2 separate regions of the Homo sapiens genome follow, and region 2 is linked to region 1. Evidence: read pairs that join two places in POLR2A ChIA-PET (ENCODE). Cell type or tissue: Panc1. All regions are shown on one strand. Links, peaks and the distances in the headings refer to the core of each region. The heading gives the core; the rest is flanking DNA.

Region 1 (11,934 bases), core at 5,355-7,854:
GCTGAGGCACAAGAATCACTTGAACCCGCAAGGCAGAGGTTGCAGTGAACTGACATCGCACCATTGCACTCCAGCCTGGGTGACAGAGTGAAACTCCATCTCAAAAACAAAACAAAACAAAACTGGGGACTACTTAAACAGAGGAGAACTGGTGAACTCTAAATAGAATAGGCTCTTCCACCATCTACAAAAGGAAGAAGAAAGAGAGGGAGGAGGTGTTGGGGAGGAGGATAAGAAGGGGGAAGAGACGAAGGAAGAGGAGGAGGGGGACAAATCTGTTCATATAAATTGTCATTCCTTTGAAAGTAATCTGTCTTCTCTCACCACTTTTAATGTCTTCTTATCTTTGGTGTTCTGTAGTTTCAGTACGATATGATCTCTCACACATTCTTTTTTTTTTTTTTTTAATGAAACGAAGTTTCACTCTTATCACCCTAGGCTGGAGTAAAATGGCTCTACCTCGGATCCCTACAACCTCTGCCTCCTGGGTTCAAGCGATTCTCTTGCCTCAGCCTCCTGAGTAGCTGGGATTACAGGTGTGCACCACCATACCCAGCTAATTTTTTGTATTTTTAGTAGAGCCAAGGTTTCACCATGTTGGCCAGGCTGGTCTCGAACTCCTGACCTCAGGTGATCACCCGCCTCGGCCTCCCAAAGTGCTGGGATCACAGGCATGAGCCACCACACCTGGCCTATTCTTTACAACAACCCTGTGAGGCAAACTAGATGGCTATTGTATCACTTGAAAGATTCAGAAGCCAAGACTCAGAGAGGTTAAGACTTACAAGGGAGTGAGAGGTGAGAATGCATTTTCAAGAATGAAATTTCTTTCTCTTTATAATAAAGGATCAATGGAGAAATGGCTAAGTTAGGTCTAAGTTCTGTCAGAACTAGCAGCAGAGGACTGAAATAAAGGAGCCCAATGTCAGAAACATCACTCAGGGAGTCAGGTTGGCCTGCAGAGCTATGCATCTGTTGGAGGGAAGGTGTGAAAGTTAAGAGGCTGGTACTCAGCTTTCCCACACCCAGAAGCTCCACCTTTCTGATCACCTTTCTGATCCACTTCTCTGATCGGGGAGTCCAACTGCTAACACTCAAGCTCCCAAGAAGCTGATTGGGAGCATAAGAAAGGATTTCAGAGAATTAATTTGCAACTCAAAATAGAATGACCACACGGATCAGACAGTCTAGAGTAGTGATCTCCCAATTGTTTTTACATGCAGCCCATTGGTAAAATAAAGCATGCACCCTCAATAAGTGCACATTCATTTTTTATAAACGTTCTAAGTATTGAACATGATTATACGACCCATTATTATACTCTTAACAAATAAGCCAAAAATAGGCTGCTAGGACAAGAAGAGAGACAGAGACAAACGGAAGTTATAATATTTGTCCCCAGTGAACCATCTTGTGCACACCCACTCCGGAGACTGCATCTGGACCCCTGCAAGCCCGGAGAGCATGACACAAAAAGTCTAATGATAATGGGGGTAGGGAGAGAGAGCTCAGAGCCCCTCGGAATGAGAAGAAGTGGTGTTGGAGAAATGGCAGCCCGGCCCCCACCCCACCTCCACCATGGGGCAGGCCTGCTGGTGGAGCCCCTAAGTCAGGGTTCCACCCTTGGGCAATGCCCCCCCACCACCCCCCCCCAACACACACACCTGCAGTTCTAAACTTTTCTGCCAAGCTCCTCCGGTGGTCTGACACACTCGGCTCTCTCTCGTGTTAACATTCAGGTCACAGTTAGCCTGTATCCTTAGTCAGCCAGGCAAGGGACCCCTCGTCTCTTTTTAGGGATTTCTGCAGAAGCTGAGGTTTTATCCATATTCAGATTCCACCAACCTTTCCCCATCACGGTCATTTTTTAATGAATACATGCCCTTCTTCCTATTTTGAAGGATCTGTTCATCTTTGTAGATTATGGGATATGCTGGGTGAGGAAAGGTATCCAAGTCCTTGGTGGTGTCGGGTGTGATATGATAACTTTGAAAACCTAAGATGGTATCTGCTTCACTCAAACAAACAATAACAGTAAACATCATTCTGAGAATCCTATGAGATAAAAATATTTTTATTTATATCTAAGGAAACCAAGGATCAGAAAGGTCACCAACTCTGATCTACATCCCACCTAGTAAGTGGCACAGCCAGGACTTGAACCTGGGTCTGTCTGGCTTCAAATCCTGAGTGTGCTCCTTTCCCCTCATTGTCTTTTCAACAATGTCAGAGGCAACTAAGTTACCACAGGAACTCGGCGGGAGGGATATTGCCAGTACTATCACAGTCAGTAATTACAGCTGAAACAGCCAGGACTTCGATACCGTATTTAATTTTTGTAAATACATGGCTTTTTATTGCATACGAATTAAAATGCCCATTACACTAACAAGATACCTAGAATTCGAAAATAAGAAATTTTTAAACCACTGAAACATCTACTGGTATGTAATTATTCACTGCCTTCAGACTTTATATTTTAAAAATAGTCACAAGGAGCAGGGATAATTAAGCTGATATTATTACTCCATTATTAGATCACCACTGTGTTTGAGTCACATGATTAACAAATTTCCTTCCTGATTGAAACTGAAATGCCCATCAAGATTAGTTGGATTTCAGGGTCAATCACAGGAAAATACAAAATGAAGGTAGGGGGTTGATTAAACCAACTCAGAAATTGGCACGCTATCCTGGACCATCTACGAGGTAACAATGTGAGTTCCACTAGAAGGCAGGATGAGCTGAGATGGAAACGGTTGCTGCCCTAGTGCCTCCTTCCCTAGAATCCACCTGGAGAAATTACAGAGCAAGAGAAACAGACCAGAGGAACAAATGACAAGAACAATGAGATTTTTGAAATCTGGACAGCCGACAGCTATCAGAAGTGGTGCCTGGTGTCAACAGCTGCCACCAGCATCACCAGCACCTGTTGAGAAAACAGAGCAGGTGTGTGTCTGGGTGTGTCCCCTTATGGAAAGGGAGGCCACCTCCCGAAGTTTGGTGTGTTTCAGACGGGAAGGAGAAGGCACGGCCACAATTTATTGAGAACTGGAAGTTTGATTTAAGGGGGGGGCGTTTCAAATGAGGAAATCTGATCAGCACTGGGTAACAGCCATGATGCAACAGTCAGTCTGGACATGGTAGACAGAGGAAGGTGAGGATTTTGAGGCAAAGAATTCAAAGACTACCTGTTGATGTTTTCCATCAGAGAGTAGATGAGTCTTTCCAGAAGTTCCTATAAGAACTATCAAGCCATCTGCCTGGGCTTGATGGTGACTCCTGGGAAAATAAAGTCGTGCTGATGAAGACAGGAATAACATCAAGTGAGGTTCATACACACAGTAGGGTGTTTTGGCTTTCAGTGTCCATGCCCAGTGTGGGGTAGATGCTCTGGTTCTTACTGGTTGGAGTGGGACTGGCATCGAGGTGGTGGCATAGGGAGCTACAGCCTGGAAGACAGCCAGAGGGGGCAATAAGAGGGTAGGCGAGGCCGGACACAGTGGCTCACGCCTGTAATCCCAGCACTTTGGGAGGCCGAGGCAGGCAGATCACCTGAGGTCAGGAGTTCAAGACCAGCCTGACCAACATGGAAAAAACCCGTCTCTACTAAAAATACAAAATTAGCCAGCGTGATGGCGCATGCCTGTAATCCCAGCTACTCGGGATACTGAGTCCAGAGAATCACTTGAACCCGGGAGGCAGAGGTTGTGGTGAGCCGAGATCATGCCATTGCACTCCAACATGGGCAACAAGAGTGAAAGTCCATCTCAAAAAAAAAAAAAAAAAAAAAGGTAGGCAAGAAGGCATTTCTAAGTTCCACTCTGGTCCCCGTTCTGCAAGGCTTGGTGCAGCCATTGCCTGGCCCTTCAGGACAGGCAGCTGCTCCTGGTGTCTGAAATAATGTCACGGCAATCCATGATTCCTGCCAGGGTGAGGATTTGATAAAAACAGGTGAGGACAGAGCATTCAACCCCAGTCACTCACCCACAGACACCCACAGCCCTGGGATCTGAGGAGACCGGCTCTGCCCAAGACTGCTTTTCCCTGGGGGGTTGGTGGTACAACTCTGAAGAATGCAGTTGCCAGGTGAAGAGACAAAAATCCAGTGAATCTGAGATCTGGAGGTCTTCAACCTAGGGTCCATTTCTCTCCTTCCATTAAACGCAGGGATGGACATGGGCATGGCCTTTGACCCTTCCCAAGAACACATTTCCAGAGGGAGTAACCAAAACCCCATTCTCATGGGGTTCTGAGCTCATAGGCCAATGTAACCAGATTCCTGAGGACAACTACCATGAAACAAAGCCAGCTAGGTAAGCATCATTTCGTGTCTGAAGCAGAAATATTGGAAGAGGAGGACAAAAATTTTAAAGAGCATAGTAGTATATATACATAAGATAAAGAAAGAAATGGCAAAAATTATTTGCAAGAATGAGAAAATATTTTCTTAAAAAAAGAGAAAGGGCAAAGGATTTGAATAGACATTTCTCCAAGGAAAATACACAGGTAGCCAATAAGCACATGAAAAAATGCTCAAGATCCTTAGTCATTAGGGATACACACATCAAACCCACAATGAAATACAATTTCACACTCACTAGAATGGCTATTATAGAAAACAACCACAACAACAACAACAGAACATAGCAAGTGTTGGTGAGGATGTTGAGACATTAGAACCCTTGTGCATAACTGGTGGAAATATAAAATGGTATAGCCATGTGAAAAATAGTATGACAGTTCCTCAAAAACTTGAACATAAAATTACCATTTCACCCAGCAATTCCACTTCTGGGTATATATTCTCAAAAGAACTGAAGGGACTTGAACAGATATTTGTACACCCATGTGATAGCAGCATTATTCACAATAAGGAATATTGTTTTCACCAAAGGGTGGAAACAACCTATGTGTCCATCAGTGAATGAATGGATAAGCAAGTTGTGCTATATACACACAATGAAAAATCACTCAGCCTATTGCCATGATCTGTTTCTATTCCCGACACTTATGACACCAAATGAATGGGTTTTTTTCCACATCAACCACCAATTCTCTAACTCTCCAGAAACCAACTGGATATACAATGACTCAATTCAATTCTGACACTATTTTCTGGAGTTAGCATCAGACAGGCTATGGGCTCAGTCCCACAAGACTGCTCCCACTTCAGACACCAATCCCAAGGGTGGGCCTCCTGTACTTATGACCAACAAGCTGTAAATCAGTGGTCCTCACAATGCCCTCCTCTGGTTCAATAATCTGCTAGAAGAGGTCACAGAACTCAGGAAGGCACATACCTACTATTACCACCTTCTCATAAAGGATATGACTCAAAAGCAGCTAAATGGAAGAGATGCACAGAGCATGGTATCCGGGAAGGGGGAGAAGCTTCCACGCCTTCTCTGAGTGGATTCCCTTCCCAGTACCTCAATGTGTTCACCAACTCAGAATCTCGCTGAACCCCATTGTTTAGGATTTTCATGGAGGTTCCGTTATGAAGGTATGACTGATTAAATCGTTGGTTCTAGGTGACTGATTAATTTCCAGTCCCTCTCTCCTCTCTGGAGATTGGGGATTGAAGCTGAAAGTTCCAACCCTCTAGTAATACCTTGGTCTTTCTGGAGGCCAGCCCTCCTCCTAAAGGTATCTAGGGGCGCCCATCCACCAATCATCTCATTAGCCTACAGAAAGACACTCATCTGGTGATACAAGGGCCTTAGATGCTCTTACGTCAGGAACCAAAGACTAAGACCAAATATCCTAACAAAAGATCTTTCTATCACCCCATCAGTCAGGAAATTGCAAGGGTTTTAGGAGCTCGCTGCCAGGACATAAACCAAGTATGTATGTATATAATATCACAATATCACACAGTCTTAAAAAGAAAGAAATCCTGATGCATGCGCCCACATGAATGAACCTTGAAAACATGCTAAGTGAAGAGAGCCAGTCACAAAAGAATAAGTACTGAATGATTCCACTTGTATGAGGTACCTAAGGCAGTCAGATTCAAAAGGACAGATGATACAACGGTGATTGCCAGGGGCTGGAGGGAAGGAGGAGTGGTGAGTTATTGTTTAATGGACATAGAGTTTCAGTTTGGGATAATGAAAGAGTTCTGGAGAGGAAGGTGGTGATAGTTGCACGATGTGAATATCCTTACTGCTATAAGGGAGGGAAAAATGCTTTCCTCTACTGTCTTACATTCTATAGTGAGGGTCTGTGAATTAAGCTGAAAAAAGACAGATTAACAGGGGGAAAGGCATATAGATTTTACTTGATGTAATTTTCATTTTCATGTGCACATGGAGGCCTTCACAGAAAAGAAATGAGGATCCAAAGAGACAGGTAGACCTGAGGGCTTATATGCCGCTGTAACTGTGCACCCAAAAGTATCCGAGACAGATCTCAATCAATTTAGAAAGTTTATTTTGCCAAGGTTAAGGCTGTGCCCTGACACAGTCTCAGGAGGTCCTCAAGACATGTGCCCAAGATGGTGATGGTAGGGGCACAGCTTGCTTTTTTTTTTTGGAGACTGAGCCTCACTCTATCGCCCAGGCTGGAGTGCAGTAGCACGATCTTGGCTTACTGCAACCTCCGCCTCCCAGGTTCAAGCAATTCTCATGCCTCAGCCTCTTGAGTAGCTGGGACTACAGGTGTGCACCACCACACCCAGCTAATTTATTTGTATTTTTAGTAGAGATGGGGTTTCGCCATGTTGGCCAGGCTGGTCTTGAACTCCTGACCTCAAGTGATCCACCTGCCTCAGCCTCCCAAAGTGCTGGGGTTACAGGCGTGAGCCACCACGCCCAGCCCAGCTTGCTTTAACACCTTTTAGGGAGACATGACACATCAGTCAATACGTGTAAGATATTCATTGGTTTGGCCCGGAAAGGCAGGACAACTAGAAGCAAGGGGCTTCCAGGTCATAAGCAGACAACAGACAAAGGTCGCATTGTTTTTTGTTGTCACCTTGTTTTGCTTTTGAGACAGGGTCTGGCTGTGTCACCCAGGCTGGAGTGCAGTGGTGTGATTGTGGCTCACTGCAGCGTTGACCTCCCAGGCTAAAGCGATCCTACCTCTTCAACCTCCTGAGTAGCTGGGATTACAGGCACCTGCCACCATGCCAGGCTAATTTTTTGTATTTTTAGTAGAGACAGGGTTTTGCCATGTCGCTCAAGGTGGTCTCAAACTTCTGGACTCAAGTGATCCACCTACCTCAGCCTCCCAAAGTGCTGGGATTACAGGCCTGAGCCACTGCGCTCGGCCAGTTACATTATTTTGAGTCCTTGATTAGCCTTTCACTGAATACACAGTTTACTCTGGCTCAGGGAATCTGCAGTTTCACATAAACAACAGGGCAGAGGAAGCAACAGATAGGCATTTGTCTCAGGTAAGCAGAGGGATAACTTTCTGTCCCACACCTGTGAAGGCGAGCTAACAGTTTACATTGCCAGGGTGAAATTCAACAGAACTGTTTTAGGGTAAAGATCTTGAGCCCCACAAGGAATTCCCCTGTGGGCAAATTGTGAGGGAGGCATGTAGGTTTTTTATCTTTGTAGCTATCTTATTTAGGAATAAAATGGGAGGCAGGTTTGCCTGACATAGTTCCCAGCTTGACTTATCTTTTGGCTTAGTGATTTGGGGATCCCGAGATGTTTTTCCTTTCACAATAACAAAAGGTAATAATTTGTAGAGAAACGGCAAGACAAAAGACAAGGCATTTGGGTTCCTAGAGGCAGCAAATTGTGATAAGGTAAATATGTGGGGGGAATCTTGTGGGAGATAAAGGTTATTGAGCGGCCGGGGGCGGTGGCTCACAGCTGTCATCTCAGCACTTTGGGAGGCTGAGGCAGGCAGATCACCTGAGGTCAGGAGTTTGAGACCAGCCTGGCCAACATAGTGAAAACCTGTCTCCACTAAAAATACAAAAATTAGCCTGGCATGGTGGCACGTGCCTGTAGACCCAGCTACTCGGGAGGCTGAGGCAGGAGAATCACTTGAACCCAGGAGGCAGAGGTTGCAGTGAGCCAAGATCAGGCCACTGCACTCCAGCCTGGGTGAGAGAGTGAGACTCTGTCTCAAAAAAAAAAAGACTTTGGGGAACTGTTGGGAAGACACGACTGTATTTGAAATCTGAGAAGGACATGAGATTTGGGAGTGGCCAGGAACAGAATGATATTGTTTGGGTCTGTGTGTCGGCCCAAATCTCATGTCGAATTGTAATCCCCAGTGTTGGAGAAGGGGCCGGGTGGGAGGTGATTGGCTCATGCGGGTGGACTTTCCCCTTGCTGTTCTCGTGATAGTGAGTGAGTTCTCATGAGATCTGGCTGTTTAAAAGTGCGTAGCACCCCACCCCCCACCCTCTTCCTCCTGCTCCAGCCTTGTAGGATGTGCCTGCTTCCCCTTTGCCTCCCGCCATGATTGAAAGTTTCCTGAGGCCTCCCCAGCAATGCTCCCTGTACAGTCCATGGAACCATGAGCCAATTAAACCTATTTTTTTTATAAATTACCCAGTCTCAGGTAGTTCTTTATAGCAATGTGAGAACAGACTAATACACCATCATAAAAAAGCTTGAAAAAAAATTCAAAAGATGTATCATCCAACTTCTACCACCCACAAGTCACTTCCTGGGGCTGAAGAGTAAGGCAGGGAACCCTGACATTGACATATTGCTTACAATATATGTTTCCTAAGCTTTAACTCTTTGTATTCTTATAAGAAGTCAAGGCAGCCGTGAAGTATCATTCCCCTTTCATAAGGGAACTCCGAGGGATCAGGAGGGAAGTGACTTGCCTGAGATCACACAGGCCGGGTAGGAGGCTGGGCCCGGAGCCCAGGGATCTTGAATGGAGACTGGGGTCACCCCACAGTACCTGCCACTGTTGCCACAGTCTCAAAGCCACAGGAACAGCCCCTGCATGGTAGGACGTATGTGTCTCACAGTACTCTTCTAAGACTCTAAGGAGGAAATTCTAACCCAGCGATTAGCAGTGATTGGAGTTAATTGCATGTTAGTTACCATGGTTATGTCTAACTTAGTTCTCCCTTGAGCCTCCAACAGGAACACGGAAGACTGTTCTCAGGCTAATGCAGTGGGAAGAAAACACCCTGAGCAGGGTCACAATTGTTCTCTGGGCTTTGTTTGCAGAACCTGTTGATGATCTCCAGTTTCCAGAAGTATTCTACATGGAAATAGTTACCAATGTGCAAAAGGAGCACCATTTTCTGGCATCCCGAGCCACAAACCAGGTGTCTGGAGGTGTTGCTTTGTAAGGAAAAAGCCAGCAGCCATCTGGCTTCCTCTCCAGAGCCAATGTAAGGGAGTTGTTTTAAGGATTGAGGATACAGGACCTTGTAACAAGCTTACAACAGTATTTGGCTCTCAGTAAATACCCAATACCTTCATTAACATTACATTTCACATATCTCCACAGAACTTATTTTAAGCAGTGTCTTCATTTCTTGTTTAAAATAGAATTTAATTGCAGGCCTCTTGTCTTTGATTCTCCAGAATCTTATTCATCCAGACAGAAGAGGAGAACAAGCCTCGGAGCACCCCCAGGAGCTCTCCTGAAGCCGCCAGGAATGGAGGAGCTCGCTTGGAATCAGAGGCCCGTGTTCCCAACCCAGGGCTGCCCCTGCTGGAGATGTGACCTCGGGCAGGCACACTGGGAAGCCTCTGGAAGCCCAGGCCTGCACGCGTGAAAGGGTGAGCTGTACCCCTGGGTCAGAGCGCGAGTTCCTTGTGTGTGTCTTGGTGGGAGGTCAGTGGTTGTAGGCCCTGAATGTTGACTGAGTCATCAGACAGAGCCGGCCTGGTCTCAGGTCCCAGAGTGCAGCTTCTGTGATGCTTCAACATCAGGGCTGAAGACCCTCCGGCACCCACAGGAGGATCTGCTGCATCAGCCCAGGTGCCAGCCAGGGAAGGCTCTTGCAGAACTGGAGGCATCCACAGGCTGTCTTCCGCACCTGAACAAGGCCCTCGTGGGGGGACTCCGCTGGCTCCGCCACTGCCTCTCCATCCTTGAGTGACTTCCTAAGCCCACACCCAGGCTTCCAGGGCTCCTCTGAGAGCCCCCTGAATGCAGGCGAGCTCCTCTAGTCACCCCTCTCTCTTGCCCTTCTTTATTCCTCCATGCCAGTTTACTCGCTCCCCAAAACAAATCTTACCCTTTCACAGTTGACCTTAGTGGCCCTTGAGTCCAGAGCCACTGAAATTCTGTATCGGTTCCTCTTCCCTCCAGGACAAGGAGAGCTTAACTTCCTATGTTATGAGGCAGGGGATAATTACATGCCATCCTTCCAGCAGAGCAAAGAAAATGATTTAAAAAAAAAAAGTTTCACATTAAAACAGGCAGAACATTTCTATTCTGCCAATATTTTAATCCATTGACTTTTTTTTAAGCGCCTACTGTATGCCTGCTCAACGAGCTGGGCTCTGATAAGCGAGCTCAACCCCTCCCTGAGTGCGCTGGGAAGAGTGCCACCCAGTAAGGGAGCTCTGAGCAGTTAGGGTGGCAGCCAGTGGTGTGGACACGTGGGGCCCAGGCCAGCAGCCCAGGATCAGACACTCACATGTCCTCAGGAAGTCACTGGGTATCAGGCCTTGGGCTGGGCAGAAGTGGGACTAGAGACAGAGCAGGGTGTCCTACGAGGAAGCTGGCAGCAGGAGGACCTCAGGGCAGTCCGGACCAGCTCATGCTTGGGGGCTGCTTCAGGGGAGCCTTTTGGCTGGGCCAAGGGGGCTGGCTAGGAGGACTTGGACAGAAGGATGGGTCCAAAGGGCTCTGGGGTTCAAGAGAGCACCACTGAGGGAACCGCCCAACCTCACTCAGAGACCAGATCACGCCCAGCTATTGGGGGGATGGTAGAACAGAACAAATGCCATGCACGGAGTGCCAAGGGCTCCCCATGAGTGTGCAGGATTCCCAGAAGGGTCCTGAATGGGAATGGCAGCATTGGAGGAAGAAGCCTAATAAGACCTCCTCCAATTTTCTGTGCATCCATAAAAGCTGCTCCAGTCAGCCACCACTGACGGGCAGGATCCAAAGAGCGGGGAAAGGAATGCATTGTTCACATATTCTCTGGAGAACAAATAATCCCACAGTGATTCTGAAGAACAGTCAGCGATGTTTGATTTAAGAGTGGCAAGGTACAACTCACAGCTCATTTTCCCTGCGGGGACGCTGCTCTTAATCCTCTTCCCCCTCATGCTAACTTTGAATTCTGGGAGGTGACCCTGGCCAAGCATTTAAGTTCTGTTAACATAATAAATGCTTGTTATCAACTACCTTCAAATTCAGAGGAAAGGGGGGTAATTTTCAAGCATCTCCTGAGTACCTCTGAGAAGAAATCGGCTGGCAAATGCATGCAGACATTCTAGAACATTATGTTCTCGTATAATTTGGTCTCGCGTTCTAGAACACTTACCCTTGCTGAGAACACGCTGTTGCTAGGATACGACCAATGAGTAAACACCCTGACTTTCTATTATTGTTTCATAGAGTCAGAGACTATCCAAGCCTCTGTTGCATTATTAGAACGGCTTCACTAAGGGTGTCAGTGGCGCCTAATCAGTACATCTAATGGAGGACACTTTCTAGTCCTTCCCTGCCTCTCTCCCATGAACTTGGGAGTGCATGCCCTGGCCCTCCAGGACACTTTCCCCTCAACACATTCTTTTACCTCTTTGTTCCTTCCCTTCAAGCCTCTGCCCTCAGCCAGCCCCTTTAATCCATGGCTGGTCCCAAGGCTGCCTCCCCCAGGGCTGGGACAAGGGTGAGGCAAGAGAGGCAACCAGGCAACAAAATGTCAGGAGGCCCTGGCTCCCAGGGTGTGCAGGGCAGGGCCTGCTCCCAGTTTGCATCCCGGGCACCTGGCTTGCCCTGGCTCAGTCCCAGTCAGCCCTCTCCCTCGGCGCTGCT
Region 2 (11,934 bases), core at 6,255-8,754, 62 kb before region 1:
CACACCACACATGGGTGACGGGAAGCTGTTCCTGGGGCTGTCTTTCAGTCTCATCTCTCAATCCTCACCTCTGACTTGGTTGGGCCTACACCTGTGGGCAGTCGTGGGTGAGGGTTGATGGAGTTGGAACAGAGCTGGAAAGTGAGTGTAGAGACAGGATCAGGAGCCTCGTTCCCACATGTGACTCCCGATGGTCACATGACCTCCTGAGATGCTTTCCTTGTGTGGAGTGAGGTGGGTTGACCATAGGATCTCCACAGCCCAGATTCTGCCCCACAGAGCCAGGCCCCTCCCTAGGCTGTGTGGGGGCAGTGTCACCTCCGAGGAGGAGAGTGTGGGGGCAGCGTTCTGACAGGTGGAGGACTGGGGGAAGGGCGACAGGGACAACAGGAAACACCTGTGCACAGCAGGGAGCGTTCGGTGCTAGGGAGGGCTGAGGGTAGCAGCATGGGAGATGACGCTGGAGAGGTCTTTGGAGCCGTGGAGGGCCTTTCCGGCAGGCTCAGCAGCCTGCACTTGGCCATGTGGCCAGGGAGACTGAAGCGAAGGAGGGGGAGGAATCTGGCTCGCACTTGCTACCCACTCTGGAGCAAGGTGTGGGTGCAAGCTGCGGATGCTTCCCTACGGCTCCAGTCTACCTGCAACCTGGCTGCCCGACAGCCTCCGTGGGGCCTCTCCTGGGGCTGGTGCTCCAAGGTCAGACCCATTCTGCTGAATCCAGCAATGGGACTACAACAGACAAAGCCCTTGGCTTCTAGTGACAACTTCGCTAACAGACGCACCAGCAGAAGCCCGGCCTAGATATATTAATATTTGCACCTCTCCCGGGTCTGGGCTGCCGCTATTGCAAGCACAGTCCCCATCTTCCCAACCAAGCCCTTGACAACAGGCATAATACTTTGTGTTTGGGGAGAAGAGGTGTGGCTGCCAGCAGGCGCCCCAGCAGGGCTGGTCTTTCCTTCACCTGCAATCTACCTTTGTGCCAGGGAAGTGACCTAGAGGCTAAGCTGGAGTGAAGGGTTGGCAGTGGTGGGCTCCATCCTCGCTCCTTGGGGACGGACACTGGCCCTCAGGGCCGCAGGCACAGGGCCCTCTTGGCAAGTGGAGAGGGAGGCGGAGGGCTGTGCAGTCCCTTGGGCCCAAGCTGGAGTCCCTCTCTGACTGCACTGACGTCTCTTTAGCCGCGTGACCACAGGCAATTTGGACTCACGGGACCTCACAGGTGTCACCTGAAGTCGGAGCAATCAACGTTTCTGGCCAGTTGTTGGGAGTGTAGAATAAAATCATGATTACGGCGGCCCTGGCGCCGAGCCCGGCTGGCCGATAGCGATAGCCTCAGAAACGAAAATGACTAAGCATAGAGCCTCCCAATCCTTGTTTTGTTTTTTTCCTTTTGGAAACTGACATCCTCTCTATAGCTACATTTTGGGCTGCTCCAAGTGAGAAAAGCATTTAGGGGGAACTTCCACCTCTGATTGAGGGATGGGTGAAATCCCCTTTCAAGTCAACTGGGAATGTGCTCTCCGGAGGAGCACAGAGCTGTCTCCGCACAGGCAGACAGGTGGGAGGCCCCTGGAAATGCCCCCAGCCCTCTTCTTCCTGGGAGATGACAGGAGGCTTGGAGACATTTAATTATCCTCCCTTGGGGGGAAGAGGGCTGGGCCTGGGGGCTGTGGGAGGAGCAGGCAGCCCTTCACAGGATGAGGGGAGACCGGGCACTGCCTCTCAAGTGTTCCTCACACTGGCTCATCCTCCTGCTGGTATCTCTCCATGAGGTCAATGAACCACCTTCCTGTAACCCTGGGGCAATTGCTAGTGTCTTACGTGCCGCCCACCAGGTTTCATCAGGGAATGTGTGAGAAGTAGTTCTAGGTCTTGCCATTTTCACAGATATTTTTCCAGTTTCCCTCGTTTTATGGGGTCCCTCCAGACCCCAGATGGGGGGCTCTAGGCTCCAGACCCTCCTACAATTGCCAAGATGGATCCTGAACTCCGCATGGCCCAAGCATCTCTTCCAAGGAAATGGGTTTGCCTTCTTTTTCTTTCCTTAAAAAAATACTGTGCCAAAACTAAAGCGTAGTTCATGAAGTGAAGCCTTCCAGAGAGATCAGATGATGGCATCCTAGAGAGATCAGATGATGGCATCCTAGAGAGATCAGATGATGGCACCCTAGAGAAATCAGATGATGGCACCTTAGAGAGAGCAGATGATGGAACCCTAGAGAGAGCAGATGATGGAACCCTAGAGAGATCAGATGATGGAACCCTAGAGAGATCAGATGATGGAACCCTAGAGAGATCAGATGATGGCATCCTAGAGAGATCAGATGATGGCACCCTAGAGAGAGCAGATGATGGCACCCTAGAGAGAGCAGATGATGGCACCCTAGAGAGATCAGATGACGTCACCCTAGAGAGATCAGATGATGGCACCCTAGAGAGATCACATGGTGGCCTTATTAGGAAGCTCAGGTCAGACCTTAATTGGGGTCTGTTGGGCGCCAAGTTCTGATGGCAGCAGGGAGAGGTGCACAATCCGCCTCCAGATAAATGTCAGCTGGAGGCTCTGGGCTCGGCTACTAGCTCTGCCACCAACGAGCAGCAAGGCCATCAGCCTGTTGCTTCTGCCCTCTGGGCCTCAGTCTCCCCATCTGTAAAACTGCAGATTAATAGCTCACTGCACGGAGTTATTTTGGGGCTAAAAGGGGATTGTTTGTGAAAGTGTCTACCACATGCCGTTTCATTAAAAGTCAGAAATTGATTTGTTTTTACACACACACACACACACACAGTCTTGTACTCACACGTCTCTATTTTTGAAATGGCATGCACAGAGTGCTCCCAATTTTATGAGAATCAGAATGGGGTGGGCCCCTCACCAGGCTGTGGCATGCAGGCCTCGCTCAGCCGTACACACTCAGAGCCACCATGTCCCCATCTGTACAACAGGGGCTTGCACCCGATGATGCCCTGCTTTTCTCTTAACTTGCGCATTCTGCAACTCCAAGAAACACATCTGCCTCTCACTCAATAGTCATTATTAGCAGGTTACAAGAAGCTTGTGAGAGTCACCCAAACCAGGGAAGAGTATGTGAGGCAACTGCCCCAGGACAGGGAGATTTTACAAGACTGTGGATGGGAGGTCAAGAAAGGAGGAAGAGAAGCCAGTGGCCTTTAAGCACAAGCCAGGACAGCAGAGAGCTGGCTGCAGGGGACCTGGAATCGGGGGTCTCCGTGGGAAACAAAGCAGGGAGCTGTGAGCCCTGGGATGCAATGAGAAAGGAAGATATTTTTACTATGATTCCTGCACCTGCCCTGTGGTTATAGAGTGGGCCTCACTCCCTCTGAAGCGGGTTCCACACTCCTGTGTCTTGGCACCCACACTGTTCATGGTGAGTGGGACGTTCTTTCTACTCCCTCTTCCGGGAGAGCTCCTACTCATTCTTCAAGGCCTAACTTAGACATCATTTTCTATAGGGGATGGAAAATAAATAGTCCACACTTGTTTTGTGGACACTGAAATTTCAATTTTATGTACTTTTCACGTGTCACAAAATGTTATTCTTCCTTTGAATTTTTTCAGCCATGTAAATACATAGAAACAATTCTTAATTCATGGACTGTACCAAAACAGGTAGCAGATCAGATTGGCCACAGCCAGAGTTTGCCAGCACCCCCTCTGCCCTCTTGCTGTTCAAAGTGGGGTCCATGCCCAGTAGCCTCAGCCTCATCTGAGAGCTTGTTGGAAATGCAGATTCCAGGGACCCACCCAGACCTACAGACTCAAAGACTACATTTTAACAAGGTCTCTGGATGGCTCAAGTGCATTTTAAACTTTAAAATCTACGCTCACACCACTGCACTCTAGCCTGGGTGACAGAGTAAGACCCTGTCTCAAAAAAAAAAAAAAAATCCTGCCTGGGTGTCACCCCCAGAAATTCTAATTTAATAGGTATGGGGTGCAGCCTAAACAGCTAAACAGTGGGACTTTTTAAAGCTCCCCATGTGGTTCTAATGCACAGCAGAGTTCCAGAACTCGTGCCCCAGAGAGATTACCCAGGGAAAGAAGACTGCTCCTCCTCCTAGATCCCAGAGTCCCCAGGTCACTCCTGCATAACACAACATGTCACTGTAGAGAAACTATTTGTTACACTCTGAGCTCCTCTGAGATCAGAATCCTGTCCAATCCTAATTTATGAAGGTCTCAGACAAAACACCTACCGCCTCTGGGACTGGATCTCCTCCTCTTCCAATGCATGGCTTTGTAGCCGTAAATCTGCTCTTCACTGACCGCCTCCCTCCCCTGGTGCCCCAGGTGAGTGCAGAGAAGGCGGCCTCCAGAGCCAGGGTCACCCTGGCCTCTCCCGCCCTCCCTGAGCTTCCCCCGCTCAGGCCAGCACAGGCTCTGGGGAAAAGGGGAACAAAAAGAGGCAACCCACACATCCAGCAAACCCACTGAGCCCAGGGGGTGCACAGACTGTACCTTCCACAACCCTCCTCCCCTCTTTCCCAGCTGGAGGGCGTGCAGCCCCTCTCCCCCTTGCAGTGGGTCCCCGCTGCCCCAGCCCCTGCCTCCTGACTCCTCTGCCTTTTGGCCCTGACCCAGCATTTTCCTGGAGAAACGTGTGAGGGAGGGGTGCACGGCACTGACTGAAAGCCACACAAGAGTCTTGCCTGGGAGGGCCTCTGTTCGGGAGAGGGCTGGGGGACACAGGACAGCCCCTTTCAGGCCAGGGCTGACACTCCTGCCCCACCTGGCCTTGCACCCCCTGGCCAGGCCCCTCTCTACCTGGGGCCCTCTCATCACTTTTAGCTCTACAGCTAAGCCCTGCACTCCACAGACCCTAACTCTCTCCCAAGACCTCCCACTCCAAGCCCCCTACAACATGGCAGCCTCCCACCCTCCAGAGTCCCCACCACAGAGCATCCACAGCCTAAGGCTTCCGAATCCTCGAAGGTCGGATCTAGATGGGGCCTCGAGAAGTCTTATTATACGTATAGGGAAACCTACGCCCAGAGGAGGGGAAAAATTGGCCCGAGATGGTGGCAGACTGGGGACCACCACCTCCCTCTCCCCCATCTAGTCCCACACACTTGCCCCACTGCAGGGCTCCTCCCACTGCACCAGCTGCCTTAGCAAGAGAAGCAAGGACACAGCTCTGGGTTTCAGGAAAGATGGAAACCCAGAAGAAGGGGCCTGCTGGGGCCAACTCTTAGCCTTTGACTAAGGACAGTGTGACAATGCCCTGCCCCCAACCTCCCCCCACCTACAAGCCCAGCCCAGATCAGTGGAGGTCAGAGTGGGCAACCGTGCAACCCACCTCCCTCCCAGCACAGAGTAATAGAAACAGCTACTATTTATTGAGCACTTACTAAGTGCCAGGTGCCATGCTAAAAGCCACGATTCTCTGCCGTACTTATTAAATATTATATTCCCATTTACCAGATGATCAGAATGAGGGTCAGAGAGATGAATCAGCAGGCCTACGGTCACAAAGTTGGTAAGGGAGTGGTGGAGGAGAGGCCTTAGAGAAAAATGTTTAAGCTCAAAGGCATCTCAGGGTTCCTCTTCACTGCCTGGGCTTCGAACCCAGATCTGTTTGATCTGTTCCCTCGGGGCTCTCAGAGGAGATTCAGTGAGACACCAGGACACGGGTAGGGGCATCCACACTCGGGTTTATCCATTCAGCAGCTATCTCAAAGGTATCAGGGCTAGAAAGATGGGCTGGAGGACAGGCACCCCCACACCAAGGAAGATCAGCCCCTCTCCTGGTCCAAAGACTGTCTCATCATGAGCCCAAGCAGATGCCTCTGTCCCAAGACCACCTGGTGTCAGAGAGAACACATGGGCTTTGGGATCATCAGACCTGGGATTGTTCCCTTCTCTGTGTGACCTTGGGCCTCAGTTTCCTCATCTGTAAAATGGAGATACCTAGCTAGTAGGGTCAATGGAAGGAATAGAAAGAGGTTGTGAAAAGGGCCCGGTGCACGTGATAACTAAATGCTGCAGGCTGCTGGGCGTGCACTGTGAACTCTCCCCCATCCTGGGCCTGCAGGGGGAGCAAGCTTTACCCCAGAAGGAAGCAGCAGGGAAGCACGGCCTGCAGAGCCTCCAGGAATGTGGTAAGGCTCCTTGGCGCCGAACCTGACTATGAGCCCTTCTTTAATTAGTTCCCACTAAAAATAACTCCCCCACCACCCGGCTGCACACCTACCTCCTGGCCTGGCACTGAAGTGTGCCTGAGCTACTCTTGGGGGTGACAGCCAGCCTGTGACAGAACCTACAACACGGAGGGTGCACAGAGCAGGAGGCTTTATTGAGGGAGATACAGAAGCGGGCGTGGGCTCTCGTGCCAGCCAGGCCGCGGCCTCCACTCGTCCCACACGGCCCTGCGGCTCCTGCACACCCCTCCCTCCCGGGCTCCTGGACAGCAGGCAACATAGAGGAGTCTTACCCAGCCTTGGCAGAGGTGCCGGGAGGGCCTTCAGAGTCTGTCCAGGGGAGGGTTGGGGGGACACAGGACAGCCCTTCTGTGCTGTCGATGACATGCCTGCCACATCTACCCATCTGTCCACCGCCTGGTCCATCTCTGCCTGAGGGGCCCTCCTGTCACTTGCAACTCTGGAGCCGGGTCCTGTGGTGCTTCTCCTCGGTCAGGAGGGGGATGAAGGTGTCGCTGTGGGAGAGCTTCAGCCGGCTGCTGCAGCTCGGCGCCTCCTTCCCCGCAGGCTCTGGAGGGAGGTTGTCCAGGTCACTGCGGGAGCCCCCGGTCTTGCCCTCGCCCCCGCTGCTGGAGTTGAGTTCCATCAGCTCCAGCTCGTGCTTGGCCGCGGTCTCCAGGACGCGCTGCTTGTTGTAGTACCTGACAAAGTTGTTGATGATGGGGTGGATGGGCAGGGCGATGGCGATGACACCACACAAGAAGCTGATGGCCGCGTTGAGCTTGCCCAGCGTGGTCTTGGGGTAGATGTCGCCGTAGCCGACGGTGGTCATGGTGATGATGGCCCACCAGAAGGACTGGGGGATGCTCTTAAACAGGGTCTCTGGATGGCTCTGCTCCATGGTGTAGCCCAGGGCAGAGAAGACGAAGATACCCACTGCCAGGTACATGAGCAGCAGCCCCAGTTCCTTGAAGCTGCGCTTGAGGGCATAGGTGAGGGTCTGCAGGCCCGAGGAGTGGCGGGCCAGCTTGAAGATGCGCGCGATGCGCATGATCCGCAGCGCCTGCACGGCCTGCTGCACGTTGGTCAGCTCCATCATGCGGGCACCCAGGTGCGTGAGCGTGAGGCTCACGTAGAAGGGGAGGATGGCCAGCACGTCCACAATGTTCATGAAGGACAGCGCGAAGTGCAGCTTGTTGGGTGACGAGAAGAGGCGCAGCAGGTACTCCAGGGTGAACCAGCCAATGCACGCCGTCTCCACGTTCTCCAGCGTCGGGTGCTCCACGCGGTTGCCCTCGGCGTCCAGCACCTGCAGCTCGGGGATGGTGCCCATGCACATGACCACGGACGAGACGAGGATGAGCAGGAAGGAGAGCACGGCCACCACCCGCGCCGGGCACGACGACTCGGGCTTCTCCAGGAACTTCCAGACGCACTTCTGGCAGCGGCGCCAGCGGCCCTCGGCTGCGTCCACGCCCAGGTCGTCCAGGATGAGCTGCACGCGGCGCGCGATCTCCTCCAGCTCCTCGCGCTTCTCGCTCAGGTGGCTCTTGCAACAGTCGTCCAGGAACTTGAGGTCCACCTTCCAGAAGTCCATCTCGTTCTTGAAGCAGATGGGGCAGATGCCCTTCTTCATGTGGACCTCCCCGAAATAGTACACCTCGATGACACACTTGAAGGCGTCCGGGTCCCTGTCAAAGTAGAACTCGCGCTTGCCGGGGTCGTAGTCGTCGCACAGGGAGAAGATGGTGTCGTAGCCCCCAGCCAAGCAGTTGATGAGCTCCGCCAGCCGGGTCTCAGGGTACTGACTGAGGAGGTCCCCGTACAGCACCTGCCGCACGCCCCCCACGTTGACGACTATCTCTATGTCGTCGCTGGCAGCGGAGCTCTGGCTGCCCGGCTCCGGGAGGCTGCGCTCCCCGGACCCGTCCATCCTCCCCGCGCGCGCCCTCGCAGCCTCCGCCCCGCGCCCCCTGCAGCCGCCGCCGCCGCTGCCGCTGGGGGTCCGGCGGGTGCCACCCGTGCGCTGATCTCGGGGAGAGCCTGGCCGGCGCCCGCCTGCGGGGAAGGGCGGTCACAGCGGGCAGCAGCCTGCGGGGGCGCGCCGCGGGGGAGGCATGCACCCGGCGGCGGGGCTCGGGGCTGGCATCCGGGCGCCCGGGCGAGCCCGCGGGGGCTTTGGCGGCCGCCGGCCTCGCCCGGGGCACTCACCCCGGCTGGCTGGCGGCGCGCTCCGCCGCTTCAGCTCGGCCTCCTGCGGGAGCGGGGTCTCCTCGTGGGCGGCTGGCACCGTCCTCCGCCCCGGGGCGCGCAGGCAGCGGCGGCAGGTCCCGGAGCTGGCGGACCCACGCCGTCCGCGAGGTGCTCGAGGTGTGCAGAGAGCGAACTTGGGCTGGCTTTGCCCGAGCCTTTTCTAAACACAATAGGAATTCCAGCCTGACGTCAGGAGCTTTTCAAACTGTACCCTCTTCTGGTGAAATTCTGCAAGGCACGCGCGGCAGCTGCAGGGGACGGATTAACCCTTGGGCAGACGGGCACAGCTGCCGCGCCCGCCGCCACCACCGCGCACCGCCGGCCCCTCCTCGGGCGCAGCGGGTCACCGAGGGGTTGCGACCTGGCTTGAAGCGGCAGGCATTCTCTCTCACTGCTGTTTGGAGAGGATTAGTGGGGAGAGAATGCTGCCGCCTGTTGCTGGGCAGGAAAATGTGCTCCAGGAAGCCCCTTAGAAGGTGACTCCTATGTCTGGGTCCCTCCTCCGGCCTTAGACCCGCGCCGGCTTTTCCTGGTGGGAGGAAAATCCTGCCTGATCCTTGAAGCGTTTCCTGCCCCATCCCCCCGACCCAGCAATGCCCTGCTGTGTTGGTGGCACTGTCTCACCTTCCCCGCAACGCTGTACAAGGAGGACATCTAGTCCAGCCTCCTGTAGAAGGGAAGGGACTTGCCCAAGGTCACGCGGCGGAATGAGAGCAGAGCTCAGCTTGACCGCCTCCTGATCCCGAGCTTTCCGGCTGTCCCAGCTGACCGACGCCTGCTGTTCAGCAGATTTCAATTCTGCCTTGAAGTCCCTGCCGTCTGGCACCTCCTATCTCTCTGCAGTCCCACACCAAGGCCACTAGCTTCCAGACCCCTAGGGTCCAGTGGCTCCTGCTTCCCCGTTCCTCACTCCTTGACCAAGGCCTGTCTCTTCCTGACCAGTGTCCCACACCCTCCTCTCTTCCAGCCTTTGCAGCCACAGCTGTCCTTCTGTCCTCACTCACCTGAACCACTACAGCAGCTTCCTAACAGTGTCTCTCTCCTCCGGTTCACCACTATCATCAATACTGCAAATTACTGATATCATCTATGGCCTCGAGATCGTGTTAAAAATATTCTGGAGGGAAGAATGAATAGGCAGAGCAGAGGATTTTTAGGGCAGTGAAACGTACCATAATGGCGGATATGTGTCGTTATGCAATGGTCAAAATCCATAGAATGTTCACCACCAGGAGCGAATGTTAATGCAAACTCGGTGCTGGGCGATGATGACGTGTCCATGTGGGGTGGTCCACCATGACAAGTGTCCCACCCTGTGTGAGATGTTGATGCGCAGGGGAGAGCTGTGGAGACAGGGGGCATGTGGGAATTCTCTGTACTTTCTGTTGAATTGTGCTCTAAAATATAAAGTCTATTTAAAAATGTATTCTGTAGGCTGGGTTTTTTAAAACTTAAGGACATGTCCGTTAATGGATTATGAAATCAATTTACTGGGTCACTGACAGTATTCTTTTTTCTTTAATGAGTTAGCATAAAACAGAATATATTAGAATACATCACATGAAGTATTATTTAGTGAAACTTCGTTTTACAAATTTTACTTCATTTCCATTTAGCATCAGACAATGACATGCTACTACAGAGTAGGAAATCGAGGCTCAGAAAGGTTGAGTAATAATAAGAGTTGCCACTTATTCTCCATGGGCATCGGAGTGCAGTCTCTGAGTGCTTTGCATTTTTGTCATTTAATTTCCCAGCAACCCCTAAGGAAACAAGATGTCAGGTAACCTGCCGAGATCACTCTGTGGAGCTGGGATTTAACCATTGTCCTGCTGGGTTCTGAGGCCTATTCTTCTCCCCAGTACAGTGCTACACACCACCTCCTACACACACCCCAGCTTCCTCTTCCAATCCTTATGCATGCTACTCCCCTTATCAGCTGTCCGAGTACCTGCAGGGTTAAGTTCAAATTGCATCCTAGTCTGAGCTTAATGGGCTTCTAAATACCCATTCATTCACTCAGTTATTCAAATATTTATCGAGCTCTTATGGCACATGTGTGCAAATGCACACACACACACATACACACACCACCCTAGGTGTGGGGACAGGGTTCATATTCTAGTAGATAATATGTTTTTTGTAAATAATAATTAACAGTTTGGGGTAATGACCTTAACAAGAGGGGTATATGTATTATACAAGAGTGGTGCTTCCTGAATTTCTCCACAGGGGGCGCTGAGGGGCGGCCATCTGGTTGGAAGAGGGAGGGGCTGCATTTGCCTAGAAGCCCAGCCTTCACTCACTCAGGTTTGCATCGGGGTGTCTGATGAATCTCCCTCAGCAGATAGAGCCCCAATAGCTACTCCTTTGTATCGTCATGAAATACAAGGTGCTGTGGAACCCGGGAGTTTGCAGATACCTGGGCAGGCCCAGGAGAGGCTGGTGCATTAAAATTATACCGCTGGGATTTAGAGAGATCAATGTCATTGAAAGAACGCATTACTAACATGTCCTGAGAGAAGAGGACACGCCAGAGGAAATTCCAGGTGTGGCCAGGCAGAAGCAGGAGCGAGGGGAAAACGAGGCCAGGCCCTCTATTGGGGTTTCCTGGGGGAAAAGTTAGGGCAGAACAGAGGAAAGAGTCCAGGATTGGCTCCTTGGGATAATTCTGGTGGGCTTTGAACTACAGAGGTGGTCTCTAGTTGCCTGGTCCCTGGTCTGGGATGATTTAGGGCAGGGAAATATTGCCTTGGTGTGTGAGAGTTTGATGAGGGGAAGTTGGGGGTCTGGGCCTGGAATTGGTGGGTTTGCCTGTGAAAGATACGCTCCAGCCTTTCGCAATCTCTAAGGATGTCACCCACTGGGAGGGGCAGTCTCTCCAGTCTGTGAGGCCACATTGCCAGTCATCAGGAATGCAGAAAATAAGAAATCATAGTTAATACACTATTGACCCCAGGCTGAGAGGATGGCAGGCGGACAAATCTAGAATCTAGAAAGATGTGATGACAAGCTGGAGACTCAGGCCCCCGGAAGAGCCAGTGCGTGAGCTGAGCCTGGAGGTCTGAGTGCCACCTGCCTGCTCAGCTGAAAGGGCCACACGGTTTGGAGGTGAGGCTGGCAGGCCTGAGGCTGGTGGAGTCAGCTGGAAACAGACCCCGGAGGGTCTCAGCGGCCCTGGAGGCATCTGGACCACAAGTCAGCACTTCATACTTTAGGTCGTGGCTCAGTAGCTGGCTGTGAAATTAACGTATTGAGTATTAGAAAATAACAGAGAATATCAGACGTGGAAAAATAAATACGGCTTGAATCAGGTCATAGCAGCCAGAGGCTGACTCTGACTCCAAGTCCATTCAGCAAATCCCAGGCCCAGTGGGGAGAAAGCTGGTCTGGTGCAGAAGTGGGAGGGGAGGGGCAGCAGATGCAAAGCCCAGCAGAGAGAATGTCCGCACACAGCCCACAGGAGAGCAAGTGCCCAATGACAACAGGGGCAAGAGAAAGAAACAGCTGTAAATAGCA

Evidence for each region. Peaks named below come from ENCODE experiments on the same cell type or tissue, not always from the same donor. Only the 100,000 strongest peaks of a DNase experiment are listed, where the experiment ranks them.
Region 2: POLR2A ChIA-PET joins it to region 1 with 10 read pairs; 3 of 35 experiments call an interaction of 5 or more read pairs at or near these places.

The regions. Positions count from the first base shown.
Region 1 is chr2:10,845,858-10,857,791 of GRCh38, reverse strand. LOC124905973 (a long non-coding RNA gene) reads left to right here and starts at 5,362. Exons shown (of 3, transcript XR_007086215.1): 1 at 5,362-5,506; 2 at 9,522-9,719; 3 at 9,873-10,395. In Panc1, for the core only: no CTCF peak of the experiment used is centred there; no DNase peak of the experiment used is centred there.
Region 2 is chr2:10,908,588-10,920,521 of GRCh38, reverse strand. KCNF1 (potassium voltage-gated channel modifier subfamily F member 1) reads right to left here and starts at 8,588. Exons shown (of 1, transcript NM_002236.5): 1 at 6,297-8,588. The coding sequence starts at 8,095. The coding sequence ends at 6,611. RefSeq lists enhancers at 1-797, 798-1,701, 11,043-11,543. In Panc1, for the core only: a CTCF peak has its summit at 8,554; no DNase peak of the experiment used is centred there; H3K4me3 peaks cover 368 bases.